Regions from separate parts of the Homo sapiens genome. Here region 2 is linked to region 1. A link is a contact called in ENCODE Hi-C or POLR2A ChIA-PET data. All regions are on one chromosome and are shown on one strand. Each heading gives the region's core, a stretch centred on a gene start or an enhancer-like site at or near the end of the contact. The rest is flanking DNA. Distances are from core to core; before and after follow the strand shown. Region 1 holds the start of NDUFA12 (NADH:ubiquinone oxidoreductase subunit A12). Region 2 has its middle 20 kb from the start of USP44.

Region 1 (6,366 bases), core at 1,805-4,304:
ACTGAAAACTACAAAACAGTGCTGAAAGAAATTAGATGCAAATAAATGGAAAGACATTCGTGTTTGTGGATTGGAAGACTTAATATTGTTAAAATCCCATACTACCCAAAGTAAGCTACAGATTCATTGCAATACCTATCAAAATCCCAGGGCCATTTTTCTTTGCAGATTTTTAAAAAGTCCTAAAATTCATACGGAATCTCAAAAGACCCTGAATAGACAAAATAATCTTCAGAAAAATAAAGCCGGAGGCCTTCCACTTCCTGACTTCAAACATTGTACAAAGATGCAGTAATCAAAACAGAGTGGTACTGGCATAAGAACAGACATATAGACCAACGGAGTAGAATAGAGAACCCACTTCCTGACTTCAAAACATTGTGCAAAGATGCAGTAATCAAAACAGAGTGGTATTGGCATAAGAACAGACATATAGACCAACGGAACAGAATAGAGAACCTAGAGTTAAACTCTCAAGTATCTGGTCAAGTGATCTTTGACAAGGGTACCAAAGCTACATAGTGGGGAGAGAATAGTGTTGGGAAAACCGGATATCCGCAAGCAAAAGAATGACGTTCAACCTTTACCCTACACCATATACCAAAATTAACTCAAAATGGACTAAAGACCTAAATGTAAGACCTGAAACTATAAAACTCCTAGAAGACAACGGGGGAAGCTTCATGACATTGGATTTAGCAGTGATTTCTCAGATATGATACCAAAAGCACAGACAAAGTAAAAATAGACAATTGGGGCTACATCAAACATAAACTTCTGCATAGCAAAGGACACAATCAACGGAATGAAAAGATGACCTAGGGAACGGGAGAAAATATCCACGATACATAAAGAATGCCTACAACTCAACAACAACAACAAAAAACCCGATTCAAAAATGGGCAAAGGACTTGAATAAACATTTCTCCAAAGAAGATATACAAATGGCCAACAAGCATATGAAAACATGGTTAACATCAGTAATCAGGTAAATGCAAATCAAAACCACAATGAGGTATCACCTCATCATCCATTAGGATGCCCACTGTAAAAAACAAATGAACACAGGTTGGGCGTGGTGGTTCACGCCTGTAATCCCAGCACTTTGGGAGGCCAAGGCGGGTGGATCACCTGAGGTCAGGAGTTCAAGACCAGCTTGGCCAACATGGTGAAACCTCGTCTCTACTAAAAATACAAAAATTAGCCGGGGGTGGTGGTGGGCGCCTGTAATCCCAGCTACTCGGGAAGCTGAGGCAGGAGAATCGCTTGAACTTGGGAAGGGGAGGTTGCAGTGAGCCGAGATCGCACCGCTGCACGCCAGCCTGGGCAACAGAGTTAGACTCCGTCTCAGAACAAACAAACAAACATACAAACAAACACAGAAAATATGTAGTGTTGGTGAGGAGGTGGAGAAATTGGAACCTTTGTGCATTGTTGTTAGTAATGTAAAATGGTGATGCTGCCATGGAAAACAGTATGGGGATTCCTATAAAAATAAAAAATAAAATTTCCATATGATCTAGCAATCCACTTCTGGGTATATATCCAAAAGAACTGAAAACAGGATCTTAGAGATATCTGCACACCCGTGTTCACTGCAGCATTATTCACAATAGCCAAGAGGCGGAATCAGCAGAAATGTTTATGGACAGGTAACTGGGTGGCATATACATACAGTGGAATATTATTCAACATTTATAAAAAGAAGAAAATCCTGTCATATACTACACTATGGATGAGCCTTGTGGATATCATGCTAAGTGAAATAAGCCAGGTCCTAAAAGACAAACACCTCATGATTCTACTTATATGAAGTATCTAAAGTAGTTAAACTCTTAGAAACAGAAGTAGAATGGTGGTTGGCAGGGGATGGAGAAAGAGGAAAAAGTTGTTCCATGGATATAAAGTTTCTGTTTTGCAAGAAGAATAAGTTCTAGAGATCTGTTGCGCAACAATGTGCATGTGGTTAACACTACTGTACACTTAAAAATGGTTAAAATGGTAAATTTTATATTTTGTGTTTTTAACCACCACTACCAAAAAAAAAAAAAAAAAGCTAGGGAACTAAATTGTTATTTTGAAAACACACATAAGGGAAAGAATCGGCTGGGTGTGGTGGCTTACACCTGTAATCCCAGCATTTTGAGAGGCTGAGGCAGGAGGATCACTTGAGGCCAGAGTTCAAAACCAACCTGGGCAACATAACAAGATGCCCATCTCTAAAAAAAAAAAAATTAGCCAGGGGTGGTGGCACTTACTTAAATGGGAGGACTGCTTGAGCACAGGAGTTTGAGGCTGCAGTGAGCTATGATCACACCACTGTATTTCAGCCTGGGTGACAGAGAGCCTGTCTCTAAAATTAAAAAACAAAAAAAAAGTAAGAGAATCAAGCACCCATACTGCCTTTCCTACATTAATTGTATCTCAGGAGCCAAATAGTTGAAGGGAGGTTTCTCTTTGTAGAAGAATTGTGGTTAACAAATGAAGTAATATTGAAATTTTTTAGGCTCAAGCGATGCTCCCATCTAAGCCTCAGCCTACCGAGTAGCTGGGACTACGGGCACGCGCCACCACATCCAGCTAATTTTTAATTTTTTTTTTTTTTTTGTAGAGACAGAATTCTCGCTGTGTTGGCGAGGCTGGTCTCGAACTCCTGGGCTCAAACGATCCTCCCTACCCGGCCTCCCAAAGTGCTGGGATTACAACAGTGAGCCACCGCGCCCACCAGAGCCAATTATTTTTAGATGAGGAAACTGAAATTCCCAAAGGGGGAATCCCCGTGTGAGAAAGCCTCGTGTAGGTGAGCTTTCCAGCATATGCCCGCCTTCTAGATTTAACCTCTGAAAACTAAATTTTAAGGTACCTTTGCTTCCAGGGGAAACCAATTCTGCCTACTTGGGAAGCCAGAACATGACCGCGTAGGCAAGACCTAGCTCTGCGCACGCGCAGAGCCACCACGTCTGGCGTTCGCGTGAGAACCTTCTGGGCGTGGGCTTCCTGCGGCTGAGTGGCAGCTTCCATCCGGTGGGTTTTGCTCGGCGCACCCGGGAGGCGGGGCCAGCGAGGCAAGATGGAGTTAGTGCAGGTCCTGAAACGCGGGCTGCAGCAGATCACCGGCCACGGCGGTCTCCGAGGCTATCTACGGGTTTTTTTCAGGTAGGCGGCCAGAGCCATGCTCTTGGCCTCTGGGGCTGGACTTTCGCTGGCTGATTTCTTGGAAGGGGTCCCAGGCTCGGGTCACCTTGGAGAATCCACAGCTCTTGTCAAGGACAACCGCCCCAATCTCTGCCTTGCCACCCCCAGGCTGGTCTCTGTCCCATATATCCCCGATACAAGACCGAAGCTATCTGTAGAGTCAGAGCTGTGACTCGGAGGCAAGGGCATCTGGGCTCCCCTCTTTTCCCACGCCCTGGAGAGTAATGAGGATTACAAGACATTAACTCAGTGACCCTGGTAAAGTTTTTTTCCCTGCACTGCCGTACAGTTCCTTGTCTGTAAGGCGTTGAAGGTAATAATGATGGTCCCTTCTCTTCCTGACATTCACTGATCCCACGAGCAGCATAGTTTCGCAGAAACCTAAATGGAGACCCAGAGTGGAATGAAAGAGCCTGGAGACCTTCGTATCATTGTAAGAAGATGAAATACTTTGGCTTTTTGATTTCCTAAAGGTTTTGCTAATTCCAGTGCCTCCTGGCTGAGGGATAGTAGATACAAGTAGTCCTGTAATCTGAAGAGACTACATTTATATTTTTAGTGTAATTTGAGCACATCAGTTGTCAATTCATCTTTTCCCATCCCCAGCACTTCTTCATTTTGCTAGTTGATGCAGCAGCCCTTGTGTCTGAAAGTTGTTACTCTCACTTTATTTCCGTTTATGTTTTGAACTAAGAATCATTCTAAAATGTCTGTTTTCTTTTGGGTATTCACAGGACAAATGATGCGAAGGTTGGTACATTAGTGGGGGAAGACAAATATGGAAACAAATACTATGAAGACAACAAGCAATTTTTTGGTGAGTGCAGTATTTTTTAGTATGAATAATTGGATTGGGATTGGGATTTGATTTGAGTCTATTTTCCATATTATGCAATGAGCTTTTACAAAACACCTGGAAAAGGATGAAAAACTCAATAGAAAATGAAAAAAGATAATTTACAGAAAAAAGAAAAGTAAACAGCCAATGAAGGTATGGAAAAATGCTCATTCTCACTTGTAACAACAGAAATGCAACTTTAAAAACAGTGTTATATATTTTTCACCTATCAAATTTTGAAGTGTTTTTGTTCTTTTTTTTTTTTTTTTTTTTTTTTTTTGAGATGGAGTCTCTGTCGGCCAGGCTGGAGTGCAGTAGCGCGATCTCGGCTCACTGCAACCTCCACCTCCTGGGTTCCAGCGATTCTCCTGCCTCAGCCTGCCTGAGTAGTTGGGACCACAGGCGGGCGCCACCATGGCCGGCTAATTTTTGTATTTTTTAGTAGAGATGGGGTTTCACCATATTGGCCAGGCTGGTCTTGAACTCCTGACCTCGTGATCCACCCGCCTTGGCCCCCCAAAGTGCTGGGATTACAGGCGTGAGCCACTGCGTCCAGCCTTGAGTATTTTTCAAGCTGATAAATCCCAATGTGGGCAAAACCATATAAATATGTAGGTTAATGCAGTCTTTTTGGAGGGATAATTTGGTAACATTTGTAAAAATTTACATTGCACATATCCTTTGTCTCAGCACTTCCACTTTTAACAATTAATTCGGCTGGGCGCGGTGGCTCACGCCTGTAATCCCAGCACTTTGGGAGGCGGAGGCGGGCGGATCACGAGGTCAGGAGATCGAGAGCATCCTGCCCAACGTGGTGAAACCCAGTCGCTACTAAAAATACAAAAATTAGCTGGATGTGGTGGCGTGTGCCTGTAATCCCAGCTACCTGAGAGGCTGAAGCAGGAGAATCGCTTGAACCAGGGAGTCGGAAGTTGCAGTGAGCCCAGATCCCGCCACTCTACTCCAGTCTGGCAACAGAGCGAGACTCTTATCTCAAAAAAGAATTAATTCTACAAATATTCTTGCAAACCAACATACATCACAGCATTGTTTTATTATATTTTAAAAATTTATTTATTTATTTAATGTTGAGACAGGGTCTCGCTCTGTCACCCAGTCTAGAGTGCAGTGACTCGATCATGGCTCACTACAGCCTCAACTTTCTGGGCTCAAGCTGTCCTCCTACCTCAGCCACCCAAGTAGCTGGGATTACAGGCATGTGTCACCATGCCTGGCTAATTGTTTAAAAAAATTTTTTTTTGGAGAGACGAGGTCTTGCTATGTTTCTTAGGCTGGTCTTGAATTCCTGGGCTCAGGTGATCCTCCCACCTCAGCCTCCCAAAGTGCTGGAATTACAGATGTGAGTCACTGTGCCTGGCCACAGCATTTTTGTTTGTTTTTGTTGTTGTTATTTTGAGACAGGGTCTCACTGTCGCCTAGGCTGGAGGCAGTGGTGTGATCTTGACTCCCTGCAGCCGTGACCTCCTGGGTTCTAGCCTTCCTCCTGCCTCAGCCTCCTATGTAGCTGGGACCACAGTCATGCACCACCACACCTGGTTAATTTTTTAATTTTTTTAAAGAGATGGGGTCTCACTTTGTTCCCCAGGCTGGTCTTGAACTCCTGGGCTTAAGCCATCCTCTTGTCTCAGCCTCCCAAAGTGCTGGGATCACGGGCATGAGCCACCGTGCTAGTAAATTTTAAAAGCAACATTAGTGTGCGTAAGTTGGATACTGATGAATTAAACATTTTTTAGAATAGTTTGTTGTTGTTTTTTTATTTTAAGTTCTAGGGTACATGTGCACAACGTGCAGGTTTGTTACATATGTATACGTGTTTTGGAATACGTTGTTGTTAAGAATGATATAAACCTATAAATTTAATATAGAGAGATGTCAAAGATGTGTGTAATATAAAAAAATTCCAGTAGCAGAACAATGTTTGGTATCCTTAAAAGGAGAAAATACATGCTTTTTGTGTGCATGTTAAATTTTGGAAGGAAACTCAATAAACTCATAGAATCAGATGATAGAGATTCAACATTCTGCCCCTCCACTTTATAACTTTGTGACCTGGTTAACTTAATTAACTTCCCTAACCCTCAGTTTTCTCATCTGTAAAGTAGAATAATAATAATATGTGCCTCCTAAAGCTGTATTAAAAGATGAAAAGTGAATGGGAGGAACTTACTGTGATTAGGGTTTCTCAGCCTCAGCAGTGTTAACACTATGGGGCAGATAATTCTATTCATTTTTTGTTTTTTTATTTCAATAGTTTTTGGAGTACAGGTGGTTTTTGGTTACATGGATAAGTTTTTTAGTGGTGAGTTCTGAGA
Region 2 (6,366 bases), core at 2,062-4,561, 570 kb before region 1:
ATTCCATCTCAAAAGCCACATTCACTACTGAGGTCTTCATACTAGATCAGATCTCAGAACTCCAGAAGTACGCTAGCGCAGGCAGGAATCCTAATTTGGAGACAGTACATTCATGGATATCAGAAGGTCTGTGAGTCTCTAAAATTGTGTGCATTTTTCTGAGGACAGAAAGAACCTCAAAAAGGTCTAAAAGATGAGAAGGTCTGTGAACCTCTAAAATTGTGTGCATTTTGCTGAGGACAGAAAGATCCTCAATAAGGTTTTAAAGAAGAGGGAGAAATCTGATTCAGGGCCATCTGACTCACGGCCACCATTGGAAGAGCACTTTTTTGTCTTTAAATCTTTTCTGACACGGAAGAAAATTCAAGGAAAAATCTGGACTGAGAAATCCCCTCCAACTCTAAGACATCTTGTTAGTCAGAGACTGGGTAAGCCCCAGTTTTTTTTTTTTTTTTTTTTTAGAAAGAGGCTGAATGGCGGAACTGAAAGGCTAGCAAAGCCTCAGCACTCACCACCAAGCTAAAAGGAACAGAATAAATGATAATTGTCAGTAGTTAAGGCAGAAAACAAAAGGAAGATAAATGAGAATGGCTCACCAGGACCTGAAACCCCAAGCACTTGGGACAAATGGGGATCATTGACATAGAAAAAGGGGTGAGACCCCCCAGGGTGATGCAGATTTGTTTGAGGCTGGGTGACCAGCCCCAGAGATAGGAGTCCTCACTGGCCAGCCCTCCCCTCCCCGGCAGCCCAGCGCGAGCTCACAATTTCTCTTCCTTCCGATGGCAGTCGTCGGCTCCTAGGGAATTAAACTGATCAAAATGGAAAGCTTGGGGTGAGCAGAGCCTGCCACCACCCCGGAGCCTGATAGTTCAGAACAGTCTAAACTGAGTAGACAGGCAACGCTGAAGGGAAAGAGAATTCGGGGAACTGCGATGTATTTCTGTTCCTTTAGAAATGGAAGGTTTGGGCTTTAATGTGATCTCAAGCCATTTGGGGGAAGTTTGGAGTTTAGAATGATTTGAAGAATAAAGGCCTTGTTTTTGACTGACTGTTATTTCAGATCTTACCCATCTATCAATTAAATCTGACTTATTAACAGTATCTGGCAAAAATTCTGTCCGTTTGAGGATGGTGTGTGGTATTCTTGTACCTAACTATTCTCCTTAACCTTTTGGGAAAATGACCATATCCGTTTGTCTTAGCACTGGGCCCCCTCAGGACTTGCAAGGCTTTTTTTTTTTTTTTTTTTTTTTTTTTTTTTTTTTTTTTTTTTTTGAGCCAGAGTCTCGTCTCACTCTGTCACCCAGGCTTGAGTGCAATGAAGCAATCTTGGCTCACTGCAACTTCCGGGTTCAAGCGATTGTCCTGCTTCAGCCTCCTGAGTAGCTGGGATTACAGGCGCACACCACCATGCCAGGCTAATTTTTGTATTTTTAGTAGAGACGAGGTTTCACCATGTTGGCCAGGCTGGTCTTGAACTCCTGACCTCATGATCCCCCCGCCCTGGCCTCCCAAAGTGCTGGGATTACAGGTGTGAGCTTCTGCGCCCGGCCAAGGACTTGCAGGGCTTAAGGAGAGAATTGTGTTTTCTATTATGTCTTAAAAGCCAGCAAACTGTAAATCCTAGAGAGGAATCATTTTCAGGAAACTAGAGATGTAGTCCAGCCTTGGAGTAGCTTGCCATCCATACAGTCTTAAAGGTACTATCAATTTCTTTTTAAATCAAAGCATCAAACAGGCACCACTGTTTGTAAGGACTTGGGGAAAAATGAGCCCAATTGATACTTCTTTTCAAGCAAGTAACATCTAGCAAACTACACAAGCAAATAGGAACAAAATCAAGACAACATAAAACTGATTCCAGCTCCAAAACTAGTTCTGTGGCCTTCTGAAGTTTCTTACCTTTACCACAAATATTCCATGTGATCAGACACGCAGCATATTACAGTGAAAAGAGCAAGGACTTAAAGCCAAGGCATTCATCCCATGGGAATTTTTAGTTCTAATGCCACTGTAGCCACTTTCTAGCTGAGTGATTTTAAAGAGTTATCTAACCACAGATTCCTCATCTGTAAAATGGGGATAATAAAATCTAACTTGTAAGGATTAGGAACATTGTAGATGTCCAACAAATGGGGTGTGTGCATGTGTATATGCATAAATTACCTCAGCCTCCCTCTGAGATGAGAGAGTGAGATAAAACACAATGTACTAGCCCAGGCACAGTGGCTCATATATGTAATCACAGCACTTTGGGAGGTTGAGGCAGGAGGATCGCTTGAGCCCAGGAGCTGCAGACCAGCCTGAGCAACATGGAGAAACTCTGTTCCTACAAAAAATTCAAAAATTAGCTGGGCATGGTGATGGGCCACTGTGGTCCTAGCTACTCAGGAGGCTTTGTCTTTAGATTGCTTAATCTTCATTTGTTTTTATTATAACAAAAATAAGCTTTGTTTAGAAGTCCCTTGGACAGCCAGGTGCAGTGGCTCACACCTGTAATCCCAGCACTTTGGGAGGCTGGGGAGGGAGGATCGCTTGAGGCAGGAGTTCAAGATTAGCCAGGGCAACCTAACAAGACCCCATCTCTACAAAAATTTAAAAACAAAATAGCAGGGCATGGTGGGGCTCCCGTGTAATCCCAGACACTCAGGAGGCTGGGGTGGGAAGATCACTTGAGCCCAGGAGTGTGAGGCTACAGTGAGCTGTGATGGTACCACTGCACTGCAGCCTGGGTGACAGAGCAAAACCCTCTATCTGGAAAAACAAAAAGATTCTTGGTTGGTGATGTTTCCTCAGAAATCAAATCCACTTCTGACCCTAAGCTGCATAAGACATATGCAGGGGAGACAAGGAGAAAGTCGTTTGTTCAATGCAGACTTGGAGGGCAAACATAGGCCCAGAGGGTAAATATCACAATGAAGCAAATTTTGGTTTTCTCTAAAGGAGAAATTTCTAGTAACAGGAGGAGGTTACTAAGTCACCAAATCCTGGAGGAAACAGCTCTGCCTTGGTATCAGGAAGCTAAGTAACCCACTGTGGCTCAGTCATTTCACCCTCAACTTCAACTTTCCCAACTGCAAAATTCAGACTAAAGCTTTTATCTTTACTGTTTTGGGTGCCAGTGCTTACCAGGACACTTCCTGTATCACTGAGTCTACAGAAGAAATTGATATATGACCATCAATACATTTCACATCAAATAAAGATAGAGGAAATGATGATACAGTTCAGATCAGGAAGAGGAAGTAAAACCTTGTTTATAAACCAGTTGATCCCCACCTGCATCCTTATAATGAGTAGTGTAGAGAACACATACATCTCGGTCTCTTTTTTACATTTTTTTTTTAGAGATAGGGTCTCACTCTGCCACCCAGCTGGAGTGCAATGGTGCAATCTTAGCTCACTGCAGCCTTGATCTCCCAGGCTCAAGCGATCCTCCCATCTCAACCTCTCAAGTAGCTGGGACTACAGGCGTGCCACCATGTTCAGCTTTTTTTTTTTTTTTTTTTTTTTTTTTTTTTTTTTTTTTTTTTTTTTTTTTTTTTATGTTTAGTAGAGACGAGGTCTTGCTATGTTGCCCAGGCTGGTCTCAAACTTCTAAACTCAAGCAATCCTCTTGCCTGGGCCTCCAAAGTGCTGAGACTACAAGCATGAGCTACCATGCCCAGTGAGAGCATATACATTTCTCTTTCTCCCTGAGCCCTTTCTCATCTGTTATTCTGCTCATTCTCCAAGGTCATCAGTTAAGAAGTAAATTATGGTAGAAGAGATTCTATAAATTATGATAGAAGAACATCTCAATCAATTTGGACACCTTAACATGTAAGTCAGGCCGGGTGTGGTAGCTCATGCCTGTAATCCCAGCACTTTGGGAGGCCGAGGCGGGCGGATCATGAGGTCAGGGGTTCGAGACCAGCCTGACCAACATGGTGAAACCCCGTCTCTACTAAAAATACAAAAATTAGCTGGGCGTGGTGGTGGGCGCCTGTAATCCCAGCTACTCAGGAGGCTGAGGCAGGAGAATTGCTTGAACCCGGGAGGCAGAGATTGCAGTGAGCCGAGATCGCGCCACTGCACTCCAGCCTGGGCGACAGAGCGAGACTCGTCTCAAAAAACAAAACAAAACAAAACAAAACAAAACAAAAAACCCATTATTTTCACAAGTAGATACATTGGGGGGTGAGAAGTTGTAATAACTATTCCACAAAAAAGTCACTTTCATGCCATCTATAAGGTAAACTATAAAAGAACAATGGCTGGTCATGAGAAGACTTGCTTTCTAATTCCAGATCTGATGCTTGCTGTGTGGCTTCAGACAAGTCACTTAATACTATAATTTCCTCAGCTATATAATGCTAAGTATGAAGAAAGAGGATCTGTATGAAAATCCTTTGCGAGGTAGAAATTGCTCTGCAATGAAAAACATCATTACTAATGCATAATTCTTCTTTTCCTCATTCCATTTATATTGGAATAATGCCATTAATATATCTTTGGGATAACTCATATTTCTCTCTTCCCTCCATTGATTTATTCATGAAATGACTGAAGGCATTTTGGTAGATAAAGAAAAGACAAGTGACAATAACCTGTTACAGGATTAAAGCCAAATGGCTGTGTAAAAAAGGGTACATTAAATGATCAAATCAAAGACTATACATTTGCTATTTGTAAGACAAATACTGCATCTTTATGGGTTTTCAGATCCATCAGTTAAATAACAAAGTAGTGGTATAACATACTCAAGAGGTTTAATATAACATTAAATGAAGGCTGACAACCATGAAAACCATTTATCATTGTATTTAAACCACTAATTTCAGATTAAATTTAAAACACTTAATTCCTAATTGTTAGCACTGACATGCCAACAAAAATCTTAAGGAAATATTTTGTAGCTAGATCACACCATTGTTACACATTTGCTTGAGAAAACAAAGTATGTATGTAATTAAAGTATGTAACTAAATCCTACCTTATCATTATGGTGCCTTCAATAAGATCCACTCTGCCAAAAATTGAACAATTTATAATACATAGTTTAATTGGAAATTTTTATTGTCATCTGTCAAATTCTGAGACTATACTTTTTGATGTAGTGTATGTGGTTAGAGCATTCTCTGAATAAATCCAAGGTTGCATGGCCATTCTTACAGGAGCCACTTAACTTGAAAAGGGAGAAAAAAAAATCAGTGGCATATCACAACTTGCTATCTAGCCACCTTCTCTGATTTTGGTGAAAGTGATTCAAAGGTGACCAGGTAATTGTAAATGGACAGCCTGGGTAGAAAAATTACTTGAAATGACATCTTTCCAAATGTACAGTACTTCCCAAAACTACAGATAAATGGAATAAAACAAAGTCTAGTTAATCTAAATATAAACAACATAGTATGCTGTGATCCAGTTAGAAAAAACTTTTTCTTCTTTTCCGTTGCAAAATCTAACATTTCCCAGAGCAGATCCTGTTCTGGTGTGTGAATTTGAACCCGTTGATTAAATTTTGAGCATGTTTCCTCAACTGTAAAATGGGGATAATAATACCGATCTCCTCAGGGTTGCTGTGGAAATTACAGTAAGCAGTGAAGGAAAGATGACTACTAAGTAAAAGGAGTAACAATTACAGTAGGAGCAGCAGCAGCCACAGTTCTCATTCTGTCCGGATGCATCCAGGATGATGTATGGTCTGACAGTGAAAATGAAGAGAATGTTTCAAGAAAAGAAGCACGATCAGCGTTGGCAAATAGTGAAGTAAAATCAGTGGCTTTTGAATTTGACAAGAAAGGAATTGTTGGTAGCTTTGTTTCAAGAGAACATTTCCAAAGCAGTAAGAGGGGAAGCCTCAGTGTAGGCAGCTAAGGAAGAAGCAAACATAAAGAAAATGGAGGCAGTGGCCGGGCGCGGTGGCTCACGCCTGTAATCCCAGCACTTTGGGAGGCCGAGGCCGGCGCATCACGAGGTCAGGAGATCGAGACCATCCTGGCTAACATGGTGAAACCTGGTCTCTACTAAAAATACAAAAAATTAGCCAGGCAAGGTGGCGGGCGCCTGTAGTCCCAGCTACTCAGGAGGCTGAGGCAGGAGAATGGCGTGAACCCGGGAGGCGGAGCTTGCAGTGAGCCGAGAGCCGAGATTGCGCCACTGCACTCCAGCCTGGGTGACCGAGCGAGACTACGTCTCAAAAAAAAAAAAAAAAAAAAAAAAAAAAAGACAGAAAAGAAAGAAAAGAAAAAGAAAACAAAATGGAGGCAGCAGGTATAAACCGGAGGTTTTCAACATTTTGTATTCACCAATAACTATTATAGAGTCATGATTTTAAAATATCAGAGAAAGGCTGGGCGCGGTGGCTCATGCCTGTAATCC

Evidence for each region. Hi-C counts contacts between places; a loop is a spot of excess contacts on that map. ChIA-PET counts read pairs that join two places held with the same protein, here RNA polymerase II (POLR2A). Pooled maps may share reads with other maps.
Region 2: a loop to region 1 is called in a pooled map, with 3 times the contacts of the local background. The contact joins the enhancer-like site here to the promoter of NDUFA12 in region 1. A Hi-C loop is called at or near these places in 1 of 50 pooled maps. POLR2A ChIA-PET finds 5 or more read pairs at or near these places in 3 of 52 experiments (AG04450, BJ and GM12878).

Annotation. Positions count from the first base shown.
Region 1 is chr12:95,000,385-95,006,750 of GRCh38, reverse strand. It overlaps NDUFA12 (NADH:ubiquinone oxidoreductase subunit A12), which reads left to right and starts at 3,054. Exons shown (of 4, transcript NM_018838.5): 1 at 3,054-3,156; 2 at 3,930-4,012. The coding sequence starts at 3,071. RefSeq lists enhancers at 2,932-3,331, 2,796-3,423.
Region 2 is chr12:95,568,461-95,574,826 of GRCh38, reverse strand. No RefSeq gene overlaps it. Among named protein-coding and RNA genes, the nearest start is that of USP44, 20 kb to the right of the region's middle. RefSeq lists an enhancer at 573-702. Within about 2 kb of position 3,311, at least 2 of the 41 ENCODE cell types and tissues checked have a DNase peak (open chromatin) inside an H3K27ac peak, as active enhancers do.